2 separate regions of the Mus musculus genome follow, and region 2 is linked to region 1. The links are chromatin loops, found by intact Hi-C in ENCODE. Cell type or tissue: gastrocnemius. All regions are shown on one strand. Each heading gives the region's core, and the rest is flanking DNA. Links, peaks and the distances in the headings are about the cores only. Region 1 holds the start of Mansc4 (MANSC domain containing 4). Region 2 overlaps Arntl2 (aryl hydrocarbon receptor nuclear translocator-like 2).

The links. Hi-C counts contacts between places; a loop is a spot of excess contacts. Peaks named below come from ENCODE experiments on the same cell type or tissue, not always from the same donor. Only the 100,000 strongest peaks of a DNase experiment are listed, where the experiment ranks them.
Region 2: it touches region 1 in a loop (1.9-fold over the local background); 4 of 42 quality-filtered maps call a loop at or near these places.

What each region holds. Positions count from the first base shown.
Region 1 is chr6:147,082,672-147,098,076 of GRCm38, reverse strand. It overlaps Mansc4 (MANSC domain containing 4), which reads left to right and starts at 11,045. Exons shown (of 3, transcript NM_001034903.3): 1 at 11,045-11,329. The coding sequence starts at 11,113. It overlaps Klhl42 (kelch-like 42), which reads right to left and starts at 7,002. Exons shown (of 3, transcript NM_001081237.1): 1 at 5,710-7,002. The coding sequence starts at 6,545. In gastrocnemius, for the core only: a CTCF peak has its summit at 9,344 (motif pointing right); DNase peaks (open chromatin) are centred at 6,342, 6,571, 7,702, 11,131 and 1 more place; H3K4me3 peaks cover 2,473 bases; H3K27ac peaks cover 1,998 bases.
Region 2 is chr6:146,826,112-146,841,516 of GRCm38, reverse strand. Arntl2 (aryl hydrocarbon receptor nuclear translocator-like 2) reads right to left here. Exons shown (of 15, transcript NM_172309.2): 12 at 14,193-14,301; 13 at 13,331-13,418; 14 at 11,716-11,824; 15 at 7,988-9,007. The coding sequence ends at 8,871. Among named protein-coding and RNA genes, the nearest start is that of Smco2, 16 kb to the left of the region's middle. In gastrocnemius, for the core only: a CTCF peak has its summit at 7,822 (motif pointing left); a DNase peak (open chromatin) is centred at 7,848; H3K27ac peaks cover 570 bases.

The DNA.
Region 1 (15,405 bases), core at 4,439-12,438:
GGACAGTGAGAGCTACAGAGAGAAACCCTGTCTCACAAATCAAAAACTAAATGATGTGACCTTTCTAAATACCTGTCCACAGACTAACAGCTATGCAAACCACAGTGAGGAGGGTGACACCAGAGCTGAGATTGGCCCTTTGTGTAAAAATGACTAAACTCACTGGGGAGATGGGGTCAGTAATGAGACCAACCTTACAGAGATGCTGGAGAATAATAACAAAGTAACCACAACACCTGACGCTCCAGAAACAGAAAATGCAACAGTGGCTTGCTACAGACAATTCTGTTACTGTGAAACCCGAAGTTCCCCTCCCCAGCCCCATCCCCACTCCCCGCCCCAGGCCATCCAGGCCATCCCTCCTTCCTTCCCCTTCCTCGGCTGTAGTGACCTCTGCTGGGGACCAGGTTGGAGATGGGAGAAGCTAGAAAACAGAAACACTCATTGTGGTTCTTACAACCACCTGTGGGAAAGTCAAAAAGCAAAAAGCAAAAGCAATTTCAACTGTTGGTCAGAATCCAGCTGTGGAGGTTAAAACAGGCCTGTCGTTTTCCCTCCTCCCCTAGTGCCTAGCTGTGTGGGCTCTGCAGCCTCTCAAAGTGTTCCCACTTCAGGCTCCTCTGCCAGCAGACGGTTGTCGGTGAGAGGCCTCTCCAGCCTGGCCTTGCTACATTCTCACACAAATTCTCACACAAACAGGACCCACCGGGCTTCACCTTCAGAGCAGAGGCCTGGGGGTTGAGGAAGACCCTAGAGACAAGCTCTGAAATTTAAAAAAAAAAAAAAAATTTACAAAGGATGTCTGCAGTCAGTGGCCAGTTCCTGCAAGCCGTCCCTAGTTAAGGTGGGGAGAGAAGGGAATTTTGTGGTCATACAAGCTTTCACATGTCGAGTCAAATCTGTGTTCAGACAATGAACCATGTTGTACACCTGAAAAAGCACCTCAAAAAGAAAAAAAAAAAAAAGAAAGAAAATGCTGGTATTTGAACCGTATTTTCTTTTCTAAAATGACACTTATTTATGTGCATGAACATATACACAGGCCACAGCACACATGAAAGGTCAAAGGACAAGTTGCAGGAGTCAGTTCTCTCCTTCTACCATGTTGGTCCTGGGACTTAAATTCAGTTCACCAGCCTTGTCAGCGAGTGCCTATAACCGACTAAGATCCATCTTACCAACCTATATGATCATTTCCAAGCCTATGACTTTACATTATACTTTAAAAAGACATTTCAAAGCTTCCTATCTAAACGTAAGAGGGCAGAATTGTAAGACAGAGGAGTCTGTCCACATCCTCATCTAGATGAGGTCCAGATAAAGTCAGAATAAACTGACAACATTTAAAAACTAGGATACCTCATGTCCGGCCACTCCAACTCCTCACTTCCACTAAAGAATAACCAGTGTGGTCCAGGGTGAGGAGTCCCATGCCGACATTACATCTGGTCCTCACAACTCCTACCCACACTCTACACACTGACATCACCTGCCCTGCCATTCTGACTCCAGTTTTGACCACACTAAAAAAAAAAAAAAAAAAATGTGTGGGCAAACCTATCCAATATTGTATTAACAGCCAGAAGTTCACATCTCTAGCCATATAAAACTGCCAATATGAATTTAAAAATAATAAGCAGGGGCTGGAAATGTGGCTCAACAATTAAGAGCAATGCCTGCTGCTGCAGAATACCTGGGTTTGAGTCCTGGCACCCAGACCCTGGCTCACAACCATCTGTAACTCCAGCTCCAAAGGATCTGGTGCTCTCCTCTGGGACCTGTGGGTACTGCACACAAGGTGCACATAAATTCAGGCAAAACGCAACAATAAAAATAAATAAACCTTTTTTTAAAAGATAAGCCAATCGTCGGGTGGTAGTGGGACATACCTTTAGTCCAGCACTTTGGAAGCAGAGGCAGGCAGATTTCTGAGTTCGAGGCCAGACTAGTCTACAGAGTTCCAGGACAGCCAGGGTTACACAGAAAAACCCTGTCTCAAAAATCATTTGTATACAAAAATGAAGCCAATAAGCATTTTCAAAGAATGATGTTCTGATGAAAGGATACTACACTGAAGAGTTGCCCACTACGTAGGGTGGGGAGAGCATCTCATCTTGACAGGAGAGGGGAACTGGCAATATCCAACACTGCTCAGGAGAAAATTACAAATCTTTCATGGGCAACTAGGCAGCAGCCAAAATATAAAATGTGCATACACCTTGCCCTGTCACTCAGAGAACTTGGGACCAACTCACATGTGCTAAAGACAGTCATACACATAGACCAGGCTGTCCAATACAGCATTATTTATAGGGACAAATGCATACCACCAAACAGAGCCTGGAATGCTACATAAACATGAACAAGACAGAAGCAGCTAGCTCACACCTTTACTCCCATCGCTTGAAAAAAGCAGGACTTGCGACTTGCCTCTAGTCCAAAGGCACCTGGGGCTAAAGAGTGAGAACCTTTCTCCAAACAACAAGCCGATGTGCTGCTATATGTCTCTAATCATAGGACTCATGAGGTGGAGGCAGGAGGATGAGAAATGCAAGGTCATTCTCAGATATACAGAAAGTTCAAGGCCTGGGATACATGAGACCCTGTCTCAAAAAGATTAATAAAATGATTTATTAGTTTAAAACAAAATTTAATAAATAAAATGAAAGTCATTATTATAAAATAGAATAAAAATTTATATCAATACACATCTGTGAATACAAAAAAATTCATGAGACCACAGCTCAAAAAAATTAATAAAATAATTTATTAGTTTAAAATAAAATTTATTATAAAATAAAATAAAATATATCAATAAACATCTGTGAATACAAAATATTAATATACAGTAACCATTAATTAGAAGAATTATTAAGTACCATAACAAATTTAGAGTAAAAGTACATGTATATACATCCCACCCACTGGAGAAACTATGCACGCAGCTCTCCACTGAGAATGGCTAGTCACGCCTATATTTTTATAAGCATCGATGCATTTATAATACCTAACTGTGACATGCATTATAGATACAGGTAGCTTGGTCCCCTGCATTGATCACACATAGATTTAGGGAGGTCTGAGTCACAAGGGCTCTAGTCCATGGAGAGAATCACGTGACATCATGTGGAAAGCAGCTGGTGGGGCCTCACTGGAGGAAGCAGACCCCTGGGTGGAGGTGGACGTGAGGAATATTTTTCTTCTCTGCCATGAGTTAACCACTCTACTCCACTATGTCAGATGCTTGTCACAGAGTAATTTAGGTAGACACACTCACTTTACGCACGGTTTCTAAGGTAGACACATGAGGCAGGAGCTGGAAAACAACTTGACCATGTTTAAAGAGTACAGAAAGAACACTTTGAGGAAATCAGACCAAGAATCTGTAGCTAAAAAGAGACTGGTAAGAGGTCTGGACTGTGGAGCTGAGGATGGACGACATGCTGAGACCACATGGTCAGAGCTGGACACACACAGGGAAAGGTAAGACAGAACCTGGAACCTTCTCCTTTTTGAACACCACCTTTGAATCAATTAACACTCTTAAAAATTTTTTTTAAATAATACTTTTGATACTAAAAAAAATAACTTTATTATTTTGTTTCTGTTTGTTTTCAGCTCAGGCTAGACTACAGTTCCACCTGCCTCAGCCGCTCAGCCTGTGATTACAAGTGGATTGCTACTGTATCATCTCAATGATAGAAGTATCATACTGCAGGAGGCTGGATGAAAACTAGCCAGCCCCCAGTTAGTGCCTCTGGAAGGAAGAGGGTAATGCATCCATCTCTGCTTCTCACACTTCAGCTTGCCAGGATTTTTAGAAATTATTTTTATGCTTATTTGTGTGTCTGTGTGTGTGTGCACATTCATGTGGTTGCCTATAAAGGTCATAAGGGGGTGTCAGACAGGGATGCTAAGCGCTGAACACTAATCTTATGCAAGAGCAGCAAGTGCTCTTAACCTCTGAGCCATCAGAACGAGGTATGTTTCTACAAATAATCTCTGATCTAAAGGTTCCTTTGTCCTGTAATGGACCTAGAAGAGACCAGAGTGGGACTGGGATGGCATCAAGTGGCCTGATAAAAAAAAGCCTATCCTCAGCTGGGTGGTGGTGGCACACTTTAATCCCAGCAGTCAGGAAGCAGAGGCAGGATGATCTCTGAGTTCAAGGCCAGCCTGGTCTACAGAGTGAGAACCAAGACAATCAGGACTATACAGAGAAACTATGCCTGAAAAAAAGAAAAAGAAGAGAAGAAAGAAAAAAAAAAGAAAGGAAGGAAGGAAGGGAGGGAGGGAGGGAGGGAAGGAGAGAGAGAGAGAGAGAGACAGAGAGAGGGAGGGAGGGAGGGAGGGAGGGAGAGAGAGAGAGAGAGAGAGAGAGAGAGAGAGAGAGAGAGAGAGAGAGAGAGAGAGCGCCCATCCTGTCCTTGGCTACTCTTTCTACTGCTGGGACACTGGTATTGAATCTGAGGCCTCAAAATTCTAGGCTAGTGCTATCCCTCTAAGACACCTTTCCCCTACTCTTTCTGGTTTTGCTACATTATCCAGGCTGGCCTGGAATTCACTCTGAAGGCCAGGAAGAATTTTAACTTGGAATCTGCCTGCTTCAGCCTTCCAAGCAGCTGGGGCAACAAACCCTCTCTACAAGCCCTGACTTGTCCCCCAGGCCACTTGGGAAAGATGGGTGAAGTGGAAAGGAATGCATCTTCAAGCCATAAGAGGGGGAAATTGAACAGTACGAGTTGGTTTTTGTCATTCCTTCAACCACTGACATGGTAGATGCCTTACATTTGAAGTTATAAGTTACAGATTATTTATTGTAGAAAGCCAATACTGTACTGTACACCTTTAGTCCCAGCTCTCTGAAGGCTGGAAGGCAGAGGATGGCAGACCCTCATGCCTAGGAGTTCAAGACCAGCCTGAGGAACATACCAAGATAAAGGAAAACCATCTGAACATATGCAGGAGGGTATATATATATATATATATATATATATATATATATATATATATATATATATATATATATATGCGCTAATGTATATATGCATAGGTGTATATGTAGGGTTTATATGTACATGCTAAAGCTACCCACAAGGGACTCAGGCATCCAGACCGGGGAGTCTGAGGCATCCCAGATAGACAACAGACTTGGAGAGACAAGGGTACGCCCATTCTGTAGCTGACCGCTCCAGGCTCAAGTTTTGGGTCAAAGATGATTGCCGTCTTAGAAGGAAATAAGAAACAAAAGTGAGGATGAAAAGAGAAGAGAATCCTCTCTGGCAAATCCCTTACACCATCCTAGGGAGAGGGGATGCACGCTCTCCTACCCAAGTGAGAAGGATCCAAAGTCACTGTCAGCAACAACAAAAATTTCTGAAGCCAGAATTACAAGTTACTGCTAGTGTCTCCGTAATTCGGGTCAGACAAGTTAAAGAAAAGCGAAGGAAAAACAACCGTTATCTTTCCCAATAGCCTTCTCTGCAAGCCGGTCTAAGGCAGAGAAACCATTCTTACCTGGGGCCTGCACCTGAAAGAAGACCACTAGGCTAGCTGACACAGTACTCGTCTTCTTCCTAGCAAGCCCTGGGCTCCCTGGGAACTCCGCCAGAGGCGACAGGCCAGCAGCACTAAGCAAGATGCCATCGCCTCTGGCCAGCAAACACCAGGGCAATGAATGAAGGGTGCAGACACCCCCTTTGCACTTACCGCTTCTGGTTCATGGAGGCCACCTGCAGCCACTCGTTGGTGATGGGATTGTAGGAGTGTGCGGCAGAGATCTCCTGGCTGGTGATCCTGTAACCACCCACGATGAAGAGGTAGTTGTCCAAAATGGCTGAGCCGTAGCCCCTGACGTTCACCAGGTCGGGGGGCAGGTTGTTGGCCAGGGGGAACCAGCGCTCCGTGGTCTCCTCGTACCTAAGCATGGACGGGGGTTCCCCCTGATACGGGTGCGGGGCAAGGGGTCCCCCGAGGAAGTCCCCCAGGGCCACCAGGACCGGGGTCCCGCGCATGCGGGCCTCCCTCAGCCTCTGCTTCAGGCTGCAGTCCCCGGGGGCCTGCGGCGGCGACAACAGTAGCGGGAATTGCGGCTGACACAGCACCTGGTGGAAGCGCAGCACCATGAAGCGCAGGCAGGCGTCCTGCAGGTCGGGCAGTCCGTACACCTGCGCCAGGCGGTACAGCTCCAGGCAGTTGCCCAGACGCACGTGCGACAGCAGCAAGCGCAGAAGCGCCGTGACCTGCAGAAAGGACGCGGCCTCCACCATCTCGGACAGCACACTAGCCTCGGCCAGCTCGTCCTCGCTCAGGCCCCAGCCCTCGCGCGCGCCGCCCGCGTTGATGAAGTCCAGCACCAGCCGCAGGCCCGGAGCGCTCAGGCCGCGCAGCTGCTGCACCTCCGGGCCCACCTCGGGCCGCACGGCCTCGCGCATGCCGGAGCGGTAGAGCGCGCGGAAGTAGTCGCTCTGTTCGATCAGCTTGCTCTTGCTCACCGGGTAGCAGCGGTCTTCCAGGCGGATCTGCACCATCTCCTCGGCCGACATGGCTGGGCCGCTGCGCCCCGCCGCTCGGCCGCTCAGGCTCCTCCCCCGGGCGCACAGCCTCCGCCGAGCCCGGCCTGCGCTCTCGCTTCCTTCCTTCCGCCGCCGCGGGCCGCGGGCCCCGGGCTCAGCCCCGCCGGTGCGTCACACGCCCTCCGAGTAAACGGCCTCTCTGATCTTTAATCCATGTGTCTATGTGGGTTCCTCCGCTACAATGCAGGTGCCAGGAAGCCAAAGGCGGCAGATCACCCTGCAGCCTGAGGTAAGGGCGGTTGTGAGCTGCCCTACGCGGAAACGGAGCTCCTGTCCTCCGCAGCAGGAGTGTGCACTCTTAACCACTGTGCATTTCTCCAGCACGGTGTTGTTAGGAAACAAACAAACGCGTCGGTTCGCGGTGCTCGCCCCCTACGCACAAGTCACCGTACTTGATCTTCTGGTGTTTCCCGCAGCCCCACAGTCCCTGTGTGAGTTTTCCTGGGCCAGTCAGTACTGCGAGGTTTTAGATCCGCGGGGTGGTTCCAGAGTGGACTAACGGATTACTAGGGCTAAGCAATTTATTAGAAGAGTTATTAACTCCATGGACAAGACAGACAGATAGGAAGGCAGGCAGTGGCATGGTTCAAACCCCAGCACCAAGACAGCAGAGTCTCTGAGCAGCAAAAAGGGCAGGTGGGTGGAGAGGATGCGGAGATGGGGATGCGGAGATGAAGATGCGTCAGAGCTGTCCCCTCTGGGTAGCACTTGCCCGCTCTCATCCCTATCTACCCCACCACCACCATCCCATCATAGCTGTTAGGAAAGAACATTTTCCTATGTTCCCTGGCGGGACGCTTGGTTAGAAGGCTGGATCCCAAAGGCTGTAATGAAGCGATAGTGTCTGCCCTGGTACCCATGGTGCCCTGCCTTGCATTCCCCAGCATTACTGTGTCCGTCGGCTGCTTCACAGAGAGAGGGCTGTCGGCCATTATATTCTGCAGAATACACACAAAGGTAAGGAACTATGAAGTACAGAAAACATTCTAGCAGGATCCGGCCTTCCCATGGGAAAGAGACACAACACATGGACCTGAGGCTTGCTATGCCTTACTTTCTTGGATACTCTGAGAAACTTGGAACACAGCCCCGTGATTGACAGGCCTGCAATCATTCCTGGCAGGCTTCCGTTCCCCATCTGTCACTCTCAGTGTTTGGGGTATGAGGAGGGTTTCAGGTGAGGGGCCAAGGATTTAGTAGATTCTACAGCAAGGCAAAATGCCACAGCTACCATTAGACATCAGGCTGGGGGCTTCTGGGAGGGCTGACTTAAAAAAGGCTGGACCTGGATCTGTCTGCGCCTCCATCAGCAAGGCAGGATTCAGTGAGTCACCAGAAGAACAGGCTCTTAGTCTCTGGCTCTTTAGAATCTTTACCAATGGAAGCTTTTGTTTCCAGACCAACTGGTATTCTCTTGCCTTTTAAAACAAACCAGAAAGCCAACCTTTGAGAATGATTCTCATTAGAGAGGCAATTCAACCCTGGTCACATTACCACAGTGAGGTCAGCTGGACTGCAATCTGAAGTGGTACCTGACAATACTGGGCACCGCTCCTGCAAGATTTTAACCCCTGGCCATACGATGGGGCATCTTAAAAGATCCAATAACTTCAGTAAACCACACAGTGTTCTAAAAAGCTGGGCATAAAGACAAATACATATAAACTTCTTTGTTACAAAGTATTTAAGCTATAGTAGTATCAAGGCTTCATGAACACGTTGTTTAATGTCATCATTGAGTGGATGAAGCTGTCATTGATCATTAAACACTGACAATTGGTGCTCAGGGTCACAGCCCTAAGGGGCTCACTGCTGTTGCTTTGCTAAATGGATATGCTATCAAGTTACCTTCTGAATACTTACGTTCATAGCCACAGATCAGTGCTGCTCTCCATCCGCCTTGGCCCAAGAAGTCTCTGTCTGTAGTGGGCAGACAGCTCATCAAAGTGCTGAGAACAAGGGACTGGGTGTTCAGCCCTAACCGGACTTCTATAGCAACCTCTCCCCACAAGCTCAGGGAACTACTTGGAAGAAGGGGCTAAAAGAGCATAAAGGTGGGAGAGTGGGGAGGATTTGCTGTGGAATGTGTGTCTTTTGTACGGGAAGAGGAGATCACACTGGTGAGCTCTCAGAACTATGGTCTGCACTAGATAGCCAACAAGAAGAATGGTCAACATTCCAGCAAGGTTACCAAAAAAAGAAGAAGAAGAAGAAGAAGAAGAAGAAGAAGAAGAAGAAGAAGAAGAAGAAGAAGAGGAGGAGGAGGAGGAGGAGGAGGAGGAGGAGGAGGAGGAGGAGGAGGAGGAGGAGGAGGAGGAGGAGGAGGAGGAGGAGGAGGAGGAGGAGGAGGAAGAGGAGGAAGAAGAAGAGGAAGAGGAAGAGGAAGAGGAAGAAGAAGAAGAAGAAGAAGAAGAAGAAGAAGAAGAAGAAGAAGAAGAAGAAGAAGAAGAAGAAGAAGAAGAAGAAAGCAAGCCAGCCAGCCAACAGAGGGCCTGAAGCAGGAAGGGGATATTTACTGGAAGTGTTTGGGGGAGGAATTAATTGGTGGAGAGTATGCTCCAGATATATTATGTACATGTGTGAAATTGTCAAAGAGGAGATTAATTCAAAAATATTTTGTGCAAATTAACAAGCACATCCATATCATTAGCATACAAATTTTGTTTTAATACATGGTAAAATTCTATGCATTTCAAAGATTTGTTTAAAATAAAATTCTTTTTTTAAAAAAAATATTTATTTTGTACACAGTTTCTCTCTTCAGACGCACCAGAAGAGGGCGTCAGATTCCATTACAGATGGCTGTGAGCCACCATGTGGTTACTGTGAATTGAACTCAGGACCTCTAGAATCGTCAGTGCTCTTAACTCCTGAGCCATCTCTCCAGCCCCAAAATAAAATTATTTCTGGTTTACTATCAGTGAATGTTTGATTTGTGCATCTACTATACACCTGGGGTCAAGAAAACACTCTCTGGCAAAATAAGTCATGTGACAAACACCTTTAATTTCAGAATTTAGGAGGCAGAAGGAGTCAGATCTGAGTTTAAGGCCAGCCTGGTCCCCATAACAAGTCCCAGGCTAGCCAAGCCTGCACTGGGAGACAATGTCTCAAAAACATAGGTGTTGAAAGTGAGGAAAGTTGACTTGTCTCTCAAAGTCAGCGTTCCCAGATCAGTGGCAGAACATTTAGCCAGCACACACAAGGTCCTAGGTCTCCATGACAGCACCAAAACCAGAAAAGATCCTGTTAGAAATAACTAACAGACGGCTGGTGGTGCTCACACCTTTAGTCACAGCATCCAGGAGGCAGAGGCAGGCCTACCTGAGTTCAAGGTCAGCCAGGACTACATAGAGAAACCCTGTCTGGAGAAAAGGGGGGGGGGGCACGAGCAGGGCAGAGAGAGAGAGAGAGAGAGAGAGAGAGAGAGAGAGAGAGAGAGAGAGAGAATAAATAAGGTTATGTCCAGCTGGCTGGCTGGTGGGGTGGCTGGGCAGGTCAAAGTGCTTGCTGAGGACTCCTGATACTCTGAGTTTGAACTTCGGAACCATGTGGTAGCAGGAAAACCCAACTCTGGCAAGTTGTCTCTGCCCACCACATGGGCAAACACGAAGTGGCTGTGAGACATGCGCATTCGAATGGTGTTCAGCAGGGAGGCAGGTAGGTGGGGTCACAGAGTTACTGGGGATGGAGCCATATGCCTTTTCAAGGCTGTCATATTTCCCCTTCGTTATGAGCATGCTGAATTGGGGTCGAATTCTTAGTTTCTTTTAGGCTTACAAGAAAACTACTGGCCCTAAGAAGTAACCAGAATATATACAATTGCATTTATCGCAAAATTAAACATTTTAAATATATTTCTTTTTCTACTTTTTTCCTTTTAAGTTTTGTTTTTGTTTTCTTTGTTTGTTTGTTCTTCGAGACAGGGTTTCTCTGTATAGCCCTGGCTGCCCTGGAACTGACTTTGTAGACCACCACGTATGTCCGGCTCTTGTTTTTTTTTTTGTTTTGTTTTGTTTTGTTTTGTTTTGTTTTGTTTTGTTTAATAATAAAAAGTCAAACAAGTACACGAACTGGTTTTCTCTGGAGCCAGAACAACAAAACTTAGGGAGAAAAAAAAATACAGTCGTCACCAGCTCTTAAGCCTATAGTGAACACCTCACAAAACAATGTGTTGTTTCTGAAAACAGAGCCTCCCTTAATCTGAGGTCAAGAGACTAGGTAATTGTTTTCTCAGCAGCTAGGGTTTCTCCTGGCCTTTATGCCTGCCTAGGAAAAGGTGTCTGTGACTCTTTACTCCTAGAGAAAGAAGAATAGCTGACTAGCTGACGGGAGCATCCCCGCCTTCAAAAGAGCAAGGGTCAGAACACCAAAACTTTCTGGACAGGGTCCAGAGAGAAAGCAGCAAGGCCAGCACTCTCCCGGGGCCCAGCTGGAAAGGAACAAAAAAGGAGCCGAGATGCCTCGGCAGAAGGACGCCCCTTGCAGCCCTAGCAGCCCATGATCAGCTCCAGCTGCCTCCCTTCAGCACGGAGAGATGCGGGCTGTGGAGCTGCTACTGCTGCTGGGGCTGGCTAGCATGGTGCATGGGCTCTGCTCACCCACTGTGTTCTACAGAGATTGCTGGATCCGCCGCTTCCCGGGGATGCTCTTGGACCTGGAGGAGTCTCAGAGGCTGGGCGCCCAGTTCCTCAAGTACTACTCGGAGAACACCGGGCAGAAGTGCGGCCGCAGCTGCTGCCTCCGGAAGGATGGTGAGAGCGAGAGGGGGCTGGCAGAGCCCACTTGGGTAGTTTCACAGCACAAGGCCAAGGCTAGGGGGTAGAACCAGGGAAGACCCCGAAACCAGAGCATAAGGCCCATAGTGGGAGATCCAAAGAGGACTCCAGGAGCACGCCCAGGTGTGTGTGTGGGGGGGGGGGGGGGGGCAGAAGGACCCAGGGTGGGCAGCAGCAGAGCCGGTGATTTTGAACCCACGGTATCCTGCGTTCTTTGACAAAGTGCTAAAGGGACATATTTCTTTCAGGGTTAACTAACTTGATTATTTTATAATCCAAATGTTTCCAATAAACCAGGTGCTGTGGCCCATGACTACAATCCCAGCATTTAGGAACTGGAAAGTGGTGGTGGGGGGATGGGGTGGATCAAGGGCTCAAGGCAAGCCTCAGTTACACTGTGAGCTGAAACCAGCAGGGGCTAAGATTGTGTTTCAAAACCAAAACAACAAACACAAACAACCTGGATTTACAGTAACCAACTTTCAAACTGTCATTATTTACTTTTGTTTCTCAGTGCTTTTAAGATGTTTTCTGTTAAGTCTGAGAATCTTAGTGTTTTGACCACTTTCACCCCCACTCTGCCCTCTAACCTCTAACTTCTAACCTTTCTAGATCCCTCACCACCACTCCCTTCATATTCTCCTTTTAAAAAAATAACCTACTGACTCCAGTTTGTCTTGCCCAGATTTTCCTGGGCATGACCAAGAACTGCTCCTCTAAGGGGGAGAAAAAAGAAGGAAAGAAAGAAAAACCAACTAACCAACCCTGAGTCCCCCTCCCATGAAGCCATCAACTGTCAACAGCTCCGCAGTGAGGAGTAAGGGCTCACGATCTCCTTCTAACTCCTGCTGGAAAGCGAACTGGCTTAATCCTGTACTGGTCTGGTACAGCAGTGAGGCTCTGTTTGTTTGAGATGTACTTACATGTGGCCCAGTTTGAACTCACTTTTCCGTGGTGGAGGCTGGCCTTGAATTCCTGGTCCTCCATCCACGAATCCCAAGTGCTGGGATGATAAGCAAGCACCACCATGTTTAATAATTTCTCCTTAAAATAACTTTTGGTGGTTTCAGTGTCATGCCTATCTTATAAGATGTATCTCCAGGCTTAAAAAGCATGGGGCACATTGTACAGGAAGTTAGAGTGTAGATATGCTATCTTCAAGTTTCCCTATAAATGGGATTTGGGTGTGAACGCCTTCAAGGTCAAAACTGCTTGGAGACATTTTCATTTCTTTTAAAGCTAGGTAGAAAGACACGAGAGCAACACAGTGTATTGTGAAAGCCATCCCCACAGGGGCCTCATGGTCTTTTTAACCATAATTTGATACTGATTATTCATTAAAGACATTGCTTAGCCAATTGCATATGCAAATTTCTGAATAAAGTTTAGAGCGTCTAGGAGGGCGGCCAGATTTTCAGGGATTGTGGTTTGAGAGACTTGTCCCAAGCCATGACCTTCAAAGCTAAAGAGGCACAAAGAACAATCGGTCTGATAAGGAATCTTTTCAGAGCAGGGTCACAGGCTGGGGTTTCTGTTAAATCTGTAGGGTGCCTGTCTAGCATGCTGGAGGCCTCCAGTACATAAACCCAGAGTGGTGGCCCACTTCTGTAACCTCAACACTTAGGGGGACATGCAGGGAGATCACAAGTTCAAAGCTGTCCTCAGCTATGTAATGAGTTTGAGGCCAGCCTGGGATACACGAAATCTTGCTGAAATGAAAACAAAACAGAGCTGGGAAAATAGATGGCTTAGTGGCTAAAGTGCTTGCCAGACAAGTATGAGGTCCCAAGTTTGAATCCCCAGAGCCCACTTAAAGCTGAGCACAGGAGTATGAGCATCTATAATCCCCAGTGGCCCTAAAGGGAGATGGAAGGTAGAGACAGGGGAATCCTTGATAGCTCGCAGGCCAACTAGCCTAAGGCATGTAGCAGCCAAAAAGCAAAGAGACTGTGCTTCAAACAAGGTGGAAGAGGACTGACCCCCAAGGCTGTCCGCTGACACATGCATACTCGCACACATATATCACACTCACAGACATATCACACATCAACATTAAAGAGAAAAACAGTTCAGGGCAGTCATCCAGGACACTCCATGAGCCCAGAGCCTCTGCAGCCAGGAAGGCAAGACAGGACGACAGGGCCCAGACTTGTCACACTTCTGCACGGAGTTGGAACATTGAAACATACACATGAACTAGAAGGTCAGTTTCCTTACATCCTTCCTTTCTCCCCTCCCTCCCTCTCACCCTGTCCTCTTCTTGGGGAATCCTGATCCGTCCCCTTCGGCCTCTGGAAAGCTGAGATTATGGGTGGGCACCACATTCCCAGCTCCATAGAAAGCATGTCATAGGGCCAGAGAGATTAGAGACTGTTTAGTGGATAAGAACTCCTATGACTTTTGTAGAGCAGCACCTGAGTGGCTCACACCTTCTATAACTCCAGGTCCAGGGATCTGATACCTCAGTTCTCCACAGAATGCATTGATGCCACATGCCTCCCCTCTCATAGATATACAAGTACACATAATTAAAAATAAAATAAATCTTTCATAAAAAATTATTCCAATAAAAATCAGTCTCTATAAGAGAGGTGTGGTGGCTGATACCTGTAATCCCAAAACTTGGGAGGCTGAGGCAGGGGCATGGTCATGAATTTGTGGTCACTCTGGGATATATAATAAGCCTGAGTTCAAGAGCAGCTTAGGCTATAGAGTAAGATCCAATACTGTTCTCTATCACACCAATGACTTTCTTATCTCAAATCTAAATATTAAATAACTTTTTCAGTTCCTTTTCCTTACAACTTCCCAGAACCATCCTCGGGGGTTTTGCAACCCAATGCAGTAGTAATTAATTTTGTCTTATTCTTTCTCTCCTGGGGGAAAAGAAAATGCTGCAGAAACCCGAAGGTGTCCCAGAAGTGAGACTAGAGCTGTGGCTCTCCATGGCTAACTCTCTTGAAGGGCAGAGCAGGACTCCACAGGACAGTGCCCTCTCTGACCTACATGATCCCCACCAACACAGCAGTGCCTTCCCTGACCTTCACCTCCCAACCCCCCAGCACAGCACCCTCCCTGACCTACACGGACCCCACCCCCAGCATGCTTCAGGTGGGACACTGTATCTCTGTAATCCTGTTTTATTAAAGAGTGTGATACCTCTGAGCCAGCGGACATATCACATGGTCCTGGCTGCTCTGCATTAGGAATGAATTCGCAGTGCATGTGCACATTAGGACGGACGGACGCACAAAGTGTTGCACCCAGTAACTCTGATTCTGGGTTTCCAGAAATAACCAGTATGTTTAAAGCAACGGATCTGGAAAACAAAAGCCAGCGTGAATATGTGAGTAGCAGATATGCCCTGCCCACTGAAGCCAGCATCCTTGTGTATTTAAGAGTCACTGATAGGCTTCCCCTGGGAAAACATTTGCACCCAGATCCACACCCTCAGGTGTCATACGATCTTCTGGCTGTCCCCGCTATGTCATTCCTTTGTCTGTGGTTGGAGCATCTTTTTTAAAAGATTTATTTATTTTTATCTATATGAGTACACTGTAGCTGTCTTCAGATACACACCACAAGAGTGCATTGGACCCCATTACAGATGGTTGTGAGCCAGCATGTGGTTGCTGGGAATTGAACTCAGGACCACTGGAAGAGCAGTCAGTGCTCTTACCTGCTGAGCCATCTCTCCAGCCCACATCTTTTTTTTTTTGTTCCTCCTTCTTCCTCCAGTGGCTCCAGGACCTTAGCACTCAGACCATGTGGTTCTTAGAAATCAGATAGGTACTTTCCAGAGCTTTGTGTAGACAACTGATGTTTTTCATGCACAAAAATTACTAAGACTAAACTATAATGATTCTATGGGATGTGATGGTGTGTGCCTTTAATCCTAGCAGGCAGAGTCAAACAGATCTCTGAGTTCAAAGCCAGCCTACACTACACAGTGAGTTTCAGGCCAGCCAGGAAACACAGTGAGACCCCATCTCTAAATATATGATCAGTCCATCAATCTAAGGCTGGTTATGGTGGCTCATACTTACAGTCCC
Region 2 (15,405 bases), core at 3,832-11,831, 260 kb after region 1:
AGTCTCAGTATCCAGCTGTCACACTGTCCAGGTGTCTCAGTATCCAGGTGTCTCAGGGTCCAGGTTTCTCAGGGTCCAGGTATCAGTGTTCAGATGAGGTGACACAGTGGTGACATCTGGCTGTATTTATCAGTGGATTGATTGGCTTTTCTGAGACAATGACTTGCTGGGAAGCCCTGGTTGGCTTGGAGCTCACTGTGTAGCCTGGGTTACAGTTGGTCATGGTGAGGAAGTCAAGGAAGGAATTTCTGTCACAGCACACCCACATTCAAGAGCAGAGGGATGAATGCATGTGTGTTTGCTTATGTTGGATTTCTTCACTCATTCAGCTCACGACTCCCTGCCTAGGGAATAGTGCTACCCACAACCAAGATGCCCGGGCCGTCCTCCTCAATTAACAGAAAAGCTCTCAGAGGTGCACCATAGGCCAACTCTTTAAGATAATTTCTCGGTGGGTCTTTCTTCCCAGGCAATGGTAGGTGATGTCAAGTTGACAATTAAAGATGACCATGTGGGGGAGGTAAAGGTGTGTGTTTGTGTTTGTGTATGTGTGTGTGTGTGTGTTCTGGTAAGGAAGATAGAACTTTACCTGATGGTCACAGTGAGTCACTCTCTGGCATGAGAAGGCTCCCTCCCTCCCTCCCTCCCTCCCTCCCTCCCTCCCTCCCTCCCTCCCTCCCTCCCTCCCTCCCTCCCTCTTGTGTACTTCCTTACCCATTTCTTTCTTCCCAAGAGCAGGAGTCTCATAGCATCAGTCCAGTAGAAAAAGAAGACCTTGATTCTAGGGAGCCAGTGATGAGGAGTGAGAGCAACCAGTGTGGCAGAGGTTTCAATGGCAGCAAGGAGGATGAAGGAGGGGGGCTTCCCCCCCCCAGCCTTGTTCCACAAAAAAAAGTAAAATCTTTACAGAAGATCACAGAAGAGATTTCCAGTCTGGGGACCAGTGAGACTTTTAACCCTCCCCTCAGGGTCTTGGCAGTAAAAAGACACAGGTATTTTGCTGTTTGTTTGTTTGTTTGTTTGTTTGTTTGTTTGTTTGTGTTGGTTGGTGGAGGTGGTGGTGATGGTGGTGGTTTGGTTTGGTCACCACACTGAACTGCTAGTAGCATCTAGTAGCCAATATCTCTAGGTGCACAGGCCAGGTTTGCACACCACACAGCAGGACTGTCACAAATGCTCACAGTACTGACGCAGAAATCCTAGACTGTCATGGTGACCTCAAGACTGTGAAGTGTCCCCAGATGGAAACCTCACTAGGGGTTTATAAGCATGCCAGTGTAGTTCACACTGCACATAGTTCACACTGCACATGCATAGTTCACACTGCACATGCACAGAAACAGGAAGGCAGCTGGACTTTGGGAGCAAGTGCAGGATGGTGGCTGTGACTGGTGTAAGCCACCCACTAATGGCCTGATGCCAGGAGCCATCTCTCTACGGCAGGCATCCTCCTGCAGATGTTGCCTCTGTCCCAGAATGTAGGATATGCCCAAAGCAAAGATGTCCTCTTGTCTGACTGGAAGTAGTCCCCAATTCTCAGAAATCCCTGTGTTTTTCTGAGTTTGGACTGTTCATAGCTGGATGGTTGTATTGTTTTCCATTCAGCTGTTGTAGTCATTAGACAGCTTGTAGTTAAATTCCTCACCCTGGTGTGCATTTAGTGTTATTTATAGGCTAAATATTCTAATTCTGGAGGTAAAGGAGAATGCATTTTTAAGTTTCTTTTCTCAAAATGCCAGCCAGTTTTCTTTTTCTTAGCCTAGAATTACAAAGACAACTTGTGTCCTTTGGCAAAAGGGTCATCTATTGCTTGCCTTGCAGGCTCTATTTGGAAAGCTGTCTCTATATTCTGCTCTTTAAACTGTGAGGAATTTTATTGTGTTTTGAATTATCTCTTTATTGGCTGAGGCCTGATCTAGCTATGGAGCCCAGGCTGACCTCGAACTCACAAGCCTCCTATGTTTGCCTCCTAGGCATGATAGGATTACAGCCATGCCCTCCCATAACCCACTGGAGAAATCTATCACTATCGAGTCATGCAGAAGGAGGGCCCTGGAAGTAGAGGCCTTGGTGAGCTCCATCAGCTGCACTAATTTCATCACAGACGTTCCTAGGGGAGGACTGCTGGGTCCTATTTCTGCTTTTCAGCCTGTGGAAGACTCCTGATGTGTGTGTTCCCATCAGACACAGATGACACAGTTCTGATACTATGGACAGGACCACTGTGGATATTATATCCTCCCTCCTGACAGGGTCACACGGTAGCCCAGGTTGGCTTCAAACTTACAATCCTCCTGCCTCAGTTTCTGAGGTATAGACACACCCACACCTGGCCTTACATTTCTTTTTGATGAGTTCTGTTTCGCTGTTAAATATGTTTGCACTGGGTCTTGGGCTTCAGCAGCACACAGCACCTGCTAGAGGGAACAGCCAGCCAGGCGTGATGGATGGCCCAGGCCTGTGATGTCAACACCCGGGAATAAACTCATGGTCATCCTCAGGAACAGACTGAGCTAAAGGCCATCCTGGGCTCCATGAGAAAAACAATCAGCCAAGAAAGGCCATAGTAACTTTTAAATAGGTATTATATGAACTTAGATAAAGGCCCTAGGTCTGAAGGTGTGTCCTTGTCTTGCCTGGTGATGGCTCCTACTGGTGATATTTTTAATGACATCTCTGAGCTCTTGAAAAGAACCAACCTAACAGTTGCTCACTGAAACTGTGAGAACACAGACATCAAGAGCTAACGGATCATCAGGCTGTGGTGGCACTCGCCTGAGTTCCCACAGCTCAATTTTTTTTTTTTAAAATAAAAAGAAGGGCTGCAGAGAAGGCTCGGTGGTTAAGAGCATTGGCTGCTCTTGCAGAGGACTCAGGTTTGGTCCCAGCATCCACATAGCAGCTCACAACCATCTATAACTCTAGTTCCAGGTGAGCTAATGCCCTCTTGTGGCTTCTGTGGGCACCATGCATGCATGTAGTACACAAACACACATGCAGGCAAAGTACTCATACACATAAAAATAGAGTGAGCTCAAAATGTGATCAGAGAACTCGAATATGTATTTCTCCAAGGAATATATACAAATGGCAACAAGCGTACGAAACACTCTCAGATTTGCACAGATCAAAACCACAATGAATAAGTACCAAAGACCCGTGAGTATGAACCCCATTGGAACTTGGAAAGGAAGCCAAAATTTAGAGGTGGCAAGACTGCAGAGGACTTCTGTCTTAGTTAGTTTTCCATTGCTGTGAAGAGACAGCATGACCAAGGCAACTCTTATAAGGTACAGCATCTAATTGGGACTGGCTTATAAGTTCAGAGGTTCAGTCCATTGTCATCATGGCAGGAAGCATGGGAGAGTCCAGGCAGGCATGGTGCTAGAGGAGCTGAGAGTTCTACATCTTGTTTTGAAGGCGAACAGAAGACTCTCTTTCAGGCAGCTAGAGGGAGTGGAGTGTCTCTTCCACACTGGGCAGAGCTTCAAAGCCCACCCTCATGGTGATACACTTCCTCCAACAAGGCCACGCTTCCTAATAGTGCCACTTCCCATGGGCCAAGCATATTCAAACCATCACAACTGGCAACATTATATGCTCTAAGTCAGAATATGAAACGGTAAACGTTTATAATGGAATTCAACTCATCCCTCTCTTATTCTCTTGTATCTCTACATAGATAGATACAAGGTTAGATTAGATTAATAGATAGATAGATAGATAGATAGATAGATAGATAGATAGATAATATAAATAGCTATGTAGGTAGATGATATATATAGACAAATGAATAGATAGATGATAGATGAGAGAGAAAGAGAGAGAGAGGAGAGAGAAAGAAAGGTAGGTGGATAAGTAGGTAGAAGAACGCACACACTTGAAAGCAGGATCGTGAAGAGATATCTGCACATCCATGGTTATCACATTCCCAGTAGCTAAGAGAAAGAAGCCACAAATCCGTCAGAGGACGAGTGGGTAGTGTGGTGCGTGCATACAACAGAAGGTTGCACAGTCTAGGAAGAGAAGGGAGCCTGGTCACATGGTACAACAACAAACCTCGAGGATAGTGCAGTAAGTGAAATGAGACATTAAAAAAAAAAAAGACAAATACTTCACACAGTTGATTTGCACAGTGTCTAAAAATAGCCTGACTCGTGGATACAAAGTAGGGGCTGCCTGTGCTGGTGATAGGGAGTCATTCAGTGTGAAAGGACCAGGTTTTCTATGCCCACCCTTGTTCTCAAATAACGACGGGGAGACCTTTATGTTATCAATAAGCTTCTTGCACTGTAGCTGGGCAGATACTGAGCTATTCAAACCCGACAACACTGGCCTGGCCTACTTCCCAGCCATGTGACCGCTGCCATCTTAGTCTCTCTGGTGCCTCCTTCTCCATTCACATCCTGATGGTGACTCCCCAGTGGTGGCACCCTCTGTCCCCTCTGAGACCCTCTTTTTCTCTCTCAGGGATGGCACAGGGACTCTCCTAATGTATGTTAGTGGGTCTTCTGTCAAGACTCTTCCCCAACTCCTCTATGTTATTATAGTTGTAATTCTTAGGGTTGAAAATTCCAAACCTGAGCTATTGCCCAGGGGTGTAGTCAATCCTCAAACCGGCAGCTGGGGCAGGAAGGCTGCAGAAAGTTCTAGGCTAGCCTGGGATACAGGGTGAGTCCAGGTGTAGCCTGGGATACATAGGAAGACCCTGTCTCAAAAACTACACACACACACACACACACACACACACACACACACACACACACACACACACACACACCCCAAACTACAGTGCTGTCTTTATAATACTTTGATGCAATTTTTGGATAATTATTTTTTACTAAAATTTTAACAAATACAGGAGAAAAAAGTAATATTATGTAAGCTATAAGAGTCTGTCACACCAATGCAATAAAATTGACCAAACAGAAACAGGACACACTGGAAGAAAACACTAAACATCGGAGGGTGGAGTACCACAGAGCATGTGGGTGGGGCTGGGGAGGGTGGATTCTGGGACCAGACCAGTAGGATCTGTAGAAAAACAAATTATAAATATTTTTTAAATGCTCCAGAAAGAAGAGATAAAAAAAGAAAAAGCAATATAATGGCTTAGTGGGGAATCCAGCATCAAATTCTACACTAAATGGTCAGTCATTGAACAGCACATGAATGTGGATAGATGCTGTGCTCTGCTCTGCCCAGAGAGTCAGACGACGCCAGCCCTTTCCTCAGTCTTGTTTCTACATTAGAAACTAATTCACAGCTTCAAGGGAGAAAGTTTATTAAATTAAAAAAAAACACAAACTAGTTTTTCATATAAATATAATTTAATTTCACTCTTCTCATTATTTGCCAGAGACTCTTAAAAAAATATCAATATATACAAACAAGAGAGTCAGAAAGAGCAGGAAATGAACTACAAATCCTCACTCGAGAAGTCTGGGTGATGACAGCGTCTCAGAGGTCAGAGGGCACCAGCATGCCAGGCTCTCTGCCGTTTGCACTGACTGGCACTCTGGGAACTTCTCTGTACAGCGTGAGAAGGATCTCCAGGCCCCTCTAGCAAACAAACATCTCTCACTCAACAGTCAAAGGGCCACTGCATTCCACACAGAGCCCTCAAGTGCCTCTCCCAGGCCCCAGGGAGTGGGAATTAATCCAAGGAAAGCCCCTCAGAAAGGGGAGAGAGGCACCTACTAGCCACTCCAGCAATTTCCCTGCTGTCTCTGGAGAGTTGTAGACATCACCCCTCTTCTATCTACTGCTGGGCACACCAGTCGCAGTCCGCTCTCCACCTGGGTCTGACACGGGCTCCAGGAACACAGTAGGCTCAGGAGATCTTGCCTGGCTCACACCACAGTGCTGAGCCTGAAGACCGGGACTGCAGTTTATTTATTCTGGTTTCAATGAGGCAGAGCCTCATCATGTTGCTCAGACCAGCCTCAAACTCACAGTGATCCTTCTGCCTCAGCCTCAGCCTCCTGAATACCTGCATTGCAGATACAGCTTTTAAAAGGCGACTACAAACAACCCCCTTTATTCCACCAGCTCCTGTTTCTTCTGTATTTCCTGGTGTCTTCCTGTCTCTCAACAGGTTTCTGCATTTATCAACCATATGGTGTCACTATTGAACTAAAGCCTCGTTTTTCTTCAGGCTATGATAAAATTCATGGCAACTTTGAAATCTCACTTTGCAGCTTGGGTTGGCCCGGAATTCTCAGAGAACTTTTTCACTCAGTCTCTGAGGACCAGGAGTAGACTGCCCCATCCCGCAGCCTTTTCTCTGTTATTTATAATATCCACCGAGTAAATGTCCTAGTGCGCTGCTGTCCAGTAGAAGCACATGCTGGCCACATTTAAAAAAATAAAAAGAGCAAGGTTTATGTATGTGACCCCAAAACCTGGGACACACAGCCCTGTGTCTACCATGGGCTCCACACTGTGGGTCAGAGTCACAGGATCAAAGCCAAGACTAGAGACCAAGCCTCTTACCACAGGGAAGCAGGCACAGGGACTCCCCTGATGGGGTCTCTGTCCAGGCTATTCCCCAACTCCGCTATGTTATTATAGTTGTAATTCTTAGGGTTGAAAATTCCAAACCTGAGCCAGTGCTCAGTGGTACAATCAATCCTCGAACCAGCATTTGGGGCAGGAAGGCTGCAGAAAGTTCTAGGCTAGCCTGGGATACAGGGTGAGTCCAGGTGTAGCCTGGGATACATAGGAAGACCCTGTCTCAAAAAAAAAAAAAACTACACACACACACACACACACACACACCAAACTGCAGTGCTGTCTTTATGATACTTTGATGCAATTTTTGGACAATTATTTCTTACTAAAAATTTAACAAATATGGCAGAAAAAGGTAATATTGTGTAAACTATAAAAGTCTGTCACGCCAATGCAATGGGATCAACCAAACAGAAACAGGAAGGAAACACTAAACATCTGAGGGTGGAGTACCACAAAACATGGGGTGGGGCTGGGGAGGGTGGATTCTGGGTCCAGGCCAGTAGGATCTGTAGAAAAACATTTCAGTGGGCTGAAAAGGAGTGAAGATATCCTCAGAGCTTGAGCCCAGCCATCTGCTCCTGAGTGTCAGGAATGGTCTGTCCTCTGGCTGAGAGAGGAACCGCCATTGTGAAGGGTGGTCATGGCCCTCGAAGCTCCTCTCAGACCATGAGGGTTGTTCCACCTGCTTTTGTTTTGAGATAAGGATTCACACTGTAGCCCAAGATGACCTAGAACTCCCAATGTAGCCCAGGCAGACTTCAGACTCACAGGCGTCCTGGAGCTGGGATGAGAGATGTGTGATGTCCTGCCCACCTGCTCTTTAGGACATATCACCATGACATATTATCCTCTAACACGAGCTGCTAGAAACAAGTCTGACTATGTGCCGTCCCCTAATGCAGTGTGTGGGCAGACCCTCTGTCTGCTGGACTCCAGCATCCTTCATGCTTCAAGGCTGAGGCTTCCAAATCACAGGTCTGACAGAAGTTCTGTTTGACCTTCTATAGCCCAAATAGTTGGCACAACGCAAGGTCACAGAAGGACACTAGGGTGAGGGCTCAGAGGACCATTCAGGGGCTGGGAGGAGATGTAGCAACACAAAGAAGAAAGAGTGGGTCTGAACACCGTTCAGTTTCAGCTCAGCTCATCTAGCTGCATTTGAGAAGCACAGAAGAGGGCCTGTGTAAGTATACTCAGCAAAGACAATTAAATTAAAATACAATCAGTGTGACTTGACTCCATGGCTAAGAGCACTAGCTTCTCTTCCAGAAGTCCACACTGCAATTCACAACTGTCTGTAATTCCAGTTCCAGGGGACCTGATGCCCTCTTGTGGCCTTTACAGGTACAGGCAGGCAAGTGGTACACAGACATGCGTGAAGGGAAAACACACACACACACACACACACACACACACACACACACACACACACACACTCTAAAGTATGACTCTTCAGAAAGGCAAATAGGCAGAAATTTAAATAATCTTTTTTTATTTATTTTAAAAGACAGGGTTTCGTGAATCCCAGGCTGACCTTCAATCTGCTTTGTGCCAAGGCTGGCTTTGAATTTATGATCCTCCTGAGTGCCAGGATTACAAAGTGTGCACCCAAATTGGTTTACAGTGCTAGGAACTGAACCCAAGACTTGGTGCTAGGCAAGGACTCTGTCACCTGAGCTGCATTCCTGGGCCAGAATTTTAAATCATCCTAATTCTTACACTCCATTTGAGCTACCTCTGGGTTAGTTACTTTTTAAAAATGCCTTCTAAATTCCAAATTATTAGAAGAAAGTTGGCTTCTAAGTGATTTCTCATTGCCTCATGATTTTAGGGACTGTATTTAAGCTGGGAATTGTGATATATGGCTTTAATCTCAACACTTGGGAGGAAGAGGCAGGCGGATCTTTGAGTTCAAGGCCAGCCTGGTCTACAGAGTGAGTTACAAGACAGCCAGGGCTACACAGAGAAACCCTGTCTTGAAGACAAAAACAGAAAACAGACAGAACAAAACAAAAATCCCAAACTCAAAAACAAAAGTATATATATATTTAAAAAAAGCCCTAACAATATGGTTGGTAGCAGTTTTTGGTCAGAATATTTTAGCAAAAATATGGCAGCCTGACCCCCAAGCTGCCTTCTCACTGTGTAAAGAGGGATTGATAAACTTGGCTGTTTCTCTTTGGAGGAGCATGTGTGACTCCGCACATCCCAGTGAGAATAAAGGGCAGATATATAAAAGTCAGTAGACTAGTAATAAGAGATAAAAAATGTACCAATACAGTGCTCAAGAGTACAGTGTTTTGTCAATGAAACACTCTGAAATGATTCTCATGTTAAAGTACAAAGCCAAAATGCTAGAGTGCCCACTGGATGTCACTGAAGTCCCCAGGGTCACCCAGGCCCCCCTCTGCTTCGAGGTAATTCATGAATGCAGCCATGTCTATGCTGTCACTGTCACACAGGACATCAAAACCCAGCTGGGCACTGTCACCTGTAAGTTAAAACACAGGACTATGTAAGTACGGGCAGGTCGTGATAAATACCTACAGTCAGTGAGACTGGAGAGAAGGCTCAGAGGTTAGGAGCACTCGTGCAGGGGCTCCACGTCGGGGGCTCACAACCATCTGTAACTCCAGCTCCAGGGGATCTCTAGATGTAGGCACTAGGCATGTGTGTGGTACACAGACATACATGTGAGCAGAACACTCATGCACGTAAAATAGATGTAAAAACACAACTGTAGTCAAGAACAGCAAGGCCAATGGCAGGGTCCGAGGTTCTGTTAGTGAAGGGCTTGCCACGCATGAAGCCCTGAGTTTGATGCCCAGCGCTGGATAAACCAGGCATGGTGGTATACACCTGCAACCCCAGCATGAGGTGGGAGAACCAGAAGTTCCAGGTGATCTTTAGCTACAGACATGTGAGAGCCCAACCCGGGATACAAGAGGTAAACCTGGGTGAGGCTTAGCGTTTTATTTTATTTTATCTGCATTGGTGTTTTGCCTCCACATATGTCTGTGTGAGGGTGTCAAATATTGGAGGTACAGACAGTGGTGAGCTGCCATGTGGGTGCTGGAGATTGAACCCAGATCCTCTCGGAAGAACAGTCAGTGCTCTTAGCCATTGAGACATTTCTCCAGCCCCCAAGTCTTAGCTTTAAATGTCAATTTGCTGCAATCTAGAACCTGGGAAGAGTGTCTCAGTGAGCAATTGTCTGGACCTGTGGGAAGAAGGCCTGTGAGGAACTTTTATAGAAGAGCTGCCCTGACTGTGGGTGTTACCATTTCATGGGCTGCGTCCTGAATTGTGTGAGGACAAAAGCAAACAAGTTAGCGTGAATCCTTTCTGTCTGCTGTTGACCATGGCTTGACTAACAGCCTCCTCTCGGTGATGGGCTGTGGCTGGGAACCGTGCGCTTCCTCGACTTTCTTCTCTAAGCCACTTCTCGCTTTATCACACTGACAGGAGGAACTCAGAACACATGTCTTTAAATTAGTTAAAGCCAGGGAAAGCGAAATACATGTCTTAAATTGCAGAAGTTGGATTTTTAAAATATTATTTTATTGTACGTATATGTGTGTTTTACCCGCATGTATGTCTGTGTGTCTTGTACATGCAGTACCAGAGGAAATGCCGTGTGTGTGCTGGGAATTGAACTCGGGTCCTCTGCAAGAGCAGCCAGTGCTCTTAACCACTGCGTCATCTCTCCAGGGTTCCTGCACTTTTCCTTTATTTATTTTATTTTATTTTATTTTATTTTTTAGCACGAGCCTTTTTTAATTTCTTGGTAATTCTTGAGAATGGACATTTTTTTCCTACATGGAAATACTTTTAAATTTTTATTTGAATTATGTGTATTCAGCAAAATCCTAAAAGGCTCAACTGATGACTGCACCCTTTGTGACAGGTTTAGTGACTGACGCACATCTTCATACCAAGAATAACTGATGGGGCAGGAGAGAGAGATCAGCAGTTACGTGCTCTTCCAGAGGAGCCCTGCTTGATTCCCAGCACCCACGTGGCAGCTCACAACCTGCAGCTCAGGTTCTAGAGTAGACAATAACCTTTCTGAGGAGACTGCATACGTGAAGACAAAAAACATCCATCCACATACGATAAAAATTTAAAAATTGTAAAAAAACAGCCGGGCGTGGTGGCACATGCCTTTAATCCCAGCTCTCAGGAGGCAGAGGCAGGCGGATTTCTGAGTTCGAGGCCAGCCTGGTCTACAAAGTAAGTTCTAGGACAGCCAGGGCTATACAGAGAAACCCTGTCTCAAAAAAAATTATAAAAAACAAAACAAACAAACAAACAAATAAAAAACCCCAAAACAATGACTGCTGACCATTGTGTGCAGATGCTGAAATCCTGGGTATGCTTTGGGAGGGGGCTTTTTAATTAAAACATTAGATATTTTCTTTATTTACATTTCAAATGTTATCCCTTTTCCTAGTTTTCCCTCTGAAAATTGCCTATCCCCTCCCCCCTCCCCCTGCTCCCCAACCCACCCACTCCCACTTCCTGGCCCTGGCATTCTCCTACACTGGGGCATAGAACCTTCACAGGACCAAGGGTCTCTCCTCCCATTGATGACTGACTAGGCCATCCTCTGCTACATATATTGCTAGAGCCACAAGTTCCACCATGTGTTTTCTTTGATTGGTGGTATAGTTCCAGGGAGCTCTGGGGGTGCTGGTTAGTTCATATTGATATTCCTCCTATGGGACTTCAGTCCCCATCACTCCCTGGGTATTTCTCTGGCTCCTTCATTTGGGGACCTTGTGCTCCATTCAGTGGATGGCTGTGAGCATCCACTTCTGTATTTGCCAGGCACTGGCAGAGCTTCACAGGAGACAGCTATATCAGGCTCCGGTCAGCAAGCTCTTGTTGGCATCTGCCTAGTGACTGGGTTTGGTGGTTGTTTATGGGGTGTGTGGGGTGCTTTTTGAGACAGGGACTTTCTATTAGTCCTGGCTGGCCTAGTGCTCACTATGTAGCCCAAGATAGCCTTGAACTCATGGTAATACTCTGCCTCAACCTGTAAATGTTGGCATTACAGAAGTGTGCTTCCTGATTGGGGAAAAAAAAATCTTATTTTAAAAACTACCTGCTTCTTCAAAAGGCCCCTGTGTTTAAGGACACAGTGTCAACGACAGAGACTGGGAATGTACACGGTGTCTGATGACAAGGACAACTTACCGGGAAGTGGTCCGTGAGGGTGGGCGGGTTCAGTGCTCTGGTGTTGCCTGGCAGCCTCCAGGACCTCTGTTTCAGAAGGGCTCACTGCAAAAGGCTCCCTAGTGGATGCCTGGAAAAGCAGGACAGAGCGGTCAGCAAGGCTCCTTCCTACCTGAGCACAGTGAGAACCATGGGTGCTGTCAGAACGACCGGCACCAGCACCTTCATCAGCCGTGCGTGCGTGAGGACTCTGGTGCCCCACACTCCACGTGCATCTTCCATTTCAGAAGCTGAGAGCCACCAGATTCCAAACCAAGGCATCTGACACTAAAGCCTAGATCCCTTTATATGAGTGTATGTGCATGCCTGTGTGTGTGATGTGCGTGTCTGTACATGTGTGTGCACATACATGCATATGCATGCGTGTGAGATGTATGTCTGTACATGTGTGTGTGTGATGTGTGTGTCTGTACATGTATGCACGCACTGTGGAGGCCAGAAGATTTTATTACAATGGCTTATATGTCCATTTCTATGAGATTACTGTATTTGTTAAATGAATAAATGATAAGATAGGAAGATACATTATATTTCTACACAAGTTTTATCCATATCATGTGATGTTTGTGTTTTCTGGCCCATGTTCCCCTGGTCACCACCACTCCTCCTCCTCCTCCTCCTCCTCCTCCTCCTCCTCCTCCTCCTCCTCCTCCTCCTCCTCCTCCTCCTCCTCCTCCTCCTCCTCCTCCTCCTCCTCCTCCTCCTCCTCCTCCTCTCCAGATCGCAGTAGGCTTATTGTCCTCGGCCCCACATGGGGATCAATCCCAGGTCCTCCATGGACCATCCAAGTGTTCTACCACTAAGCTATACATCCATCCCTTTACATTTTTTAATATTTAAAACCTTTTTATTCTGAGACAGGGTCTCACTAAGTTGCCTAAGCTAGCGTTGAGGCTACTCTTTATGCCTGGGGGGCCCTGAATGCACCAGTTTCCACCTCTCAAGCTGCCATATGGCAGGTGAGCCCCACCAGCCTATGGCGTAATTACTATACAAGCAACATGTATTTCAGTTAGCTGTATTAATCAGTTTGACCAAGTGGCCTCTGGTACTTATTTCATTTAAATCTCGTTCAAACTACATGAGTACTCTGAAGCTGCCATGTTAGAATCTGTGATGATCGTAAAAGCTCCCGCTCTCTGAGCACCTAGCAGGTGTGGCAGCCACCATTTGGAGAGTTTGGATTTAAATGGTGTGGTAGTGAATGCCTGTGCTCCTGGCCCTTGGAAGGTGGAGGTAGGAAAATTAGTTTAAGGTAATCCTCAGCTACACAGCGAGTTTTGGGCCAGCCTGGGCTACATGGCACCCTATCTCCATTGCCTAATCCACGGTATGTTATCATCATACCTGCCTTACAAGTGAGGACACTGAGGCAGAGTTTAAATTCTGAACCCAACATTACAAAGACTAGGTATGTGAGCCACACACACCCTGCAGCCCTTTTGTATGCCTCTAACCATGTCTCCTGTAACCACTGACCTATACCTCCCCTTAAGATGACCGAGTCAGCAGAAAGGTCCATGTATCTTCATAGAATGGTCCTGACATAATGACAATGAACATTTACTTCACTCACAGGCCCATAGGCATTCCCACCATTTACACTGCAGTCATCTCTCACTTCTTCTGAAGGGCTTGCATCTTCTGGGGATGAAGAGTGTAATCTGAGAAGGGAGACAAGAGATATTTATTCCTCAGACAGGATTTTAGAAGGAGTCTTTCTCCTCTGAATGTATCATAAGTCACTGATAAACAACAGCAAAGAACCCCAGACTAAATATTCCGTATTCAGTACTTGAGACCAGTTGACTTCTTACATGGCAGACTTATCTTTCACCCCGAAGTGCTGAAAATACTCCACACACACATGCAGTGGTGTGCACTTACCCCCCACACACACATATGCAAGCTGTGCATGCACTGACACACATGCATTCTGTGCATGCACACATGAATGTTGTTCATGCACTGACACACACATATGCAAGCTGTGGATGCATTGACACACACATACAATGCACACACTTTCTGGTATATATATTCATTTATTTTAACTGTGTAGTTTATGCATCAATTTTGAACTTTTTATGCAATTAAATTTATCGATTTTTCTTCCTGAATTCTGGATTTCATATGATGTTTTGAAATAACTTGTCCAAAATGAGATTATAAAAGTCCTTATCTGGGTGGCTCCCAACTGCTGGCAACTCTAGCTCCAGGGGATCTGATGCCTCTGTCCCTGCAAGCAAGCCACTTATAGGCACACACCACACCACCTACGCTGTCCTGCCCTACTGCATGCTGGTACACTTACACACACGTGCACGCACACACACGTGCACACGCATACACACACAAGTAGGAGAATGACTGGTCTATGTACTGGTTTAACTACAGCAGCCATTTACACGAGAATATTTGCAGTAATACATCTTTACCTCTGTAAACTCAGAACCTCATTTGCAATATCTGTTCCAATACTCCCAGCACCAAGGACGGTCCCCGTGGATACACCGGGCACATTGATGCAGGATTGTCTAAATGAGTCTAGGCAACAGCACAAGAGAAAACTCAGGGAAGGGCGCTAGAGTGCACAGCCCTAGCTAGTGGCTTTCTTTCTATTCAGATAATTCCCTAATTTTCTCCTGAAAAGAAATAGATGATCCACATCTTAAGGTAACAGAAAACATGCAACCTTTTATTCAGCAATTCCCAATGTTTAAGATGCTGTGAGCGGCGATCACAGATGTGCGCAGAGTCACAAAGGCACAGCAGTGACCCATGGCCTTCAGCATGGTCTTTTCCCTTACAGTGAAGCCATGGAAACACCACTTCATATTTCATTGCTCCTTTTGTGTTGTTTATGTTTATTCTGTTTTATGTGTATGAGTGTTGGCTTGTATATATGTAGGTGCATCAAATGCATACACTGCCCATAAAGGTCAGAAAAGGGCATGGAATCGCCCAGAGTTCCAGGCAGCTGTGAGCCGAGATGTGCCGAGAACCAAACTCAGGTCCTTCCAAAGCAGCCAGTGCTCTGAACCTCTGAGCCGTCTTTTCAGCCCCAGATGTGTGTTTGTTTGTCTACCCGTTTTTACTTTTTGTTGTCTCAAAACAGGGTTTCTCTGTGTAGTCCTGGCTTTCCAGGAACTCTGTAGACCAGGCTGGCCTCAAACTCAGAGATCTGCCTGTTTCTACCTCCTAATTTTTGCTTTGCTTTGTTTAGACAGTGTCTCAAGTGGCTGAGGCCGGCCTCTCACTCCTGATCCTCCTGACTCTACCTAAGTGCTGGGATTACATGCATATGTCCCCACCATATTCAGATACTTAAAAAAATACATTTTGTATATAAAACATGAGCACATCCCTGTGGTTAAAAAAAAATCTGAGATGGAAAAATAGGCCCTTCATGACAGTCTTTCATTTATCTAGTGGTAAGCCATGAACACCATGGATAAGGCTAGAGGGAGACCATGTGACAACACCAGTCTGATTACAAGAAACTCTGTCCAGTCGGGAACCAGTCAGGTGAACAGCGACTTGTGTGTAGTGCCATGTTACACTAAAGGTGAAGACATGAACCAGGTGCTCTGGCACCTCAAGGGGACTTCTGTTCCTGGAAGTTTCCTATGGGGTCTATGTGACTTCCTA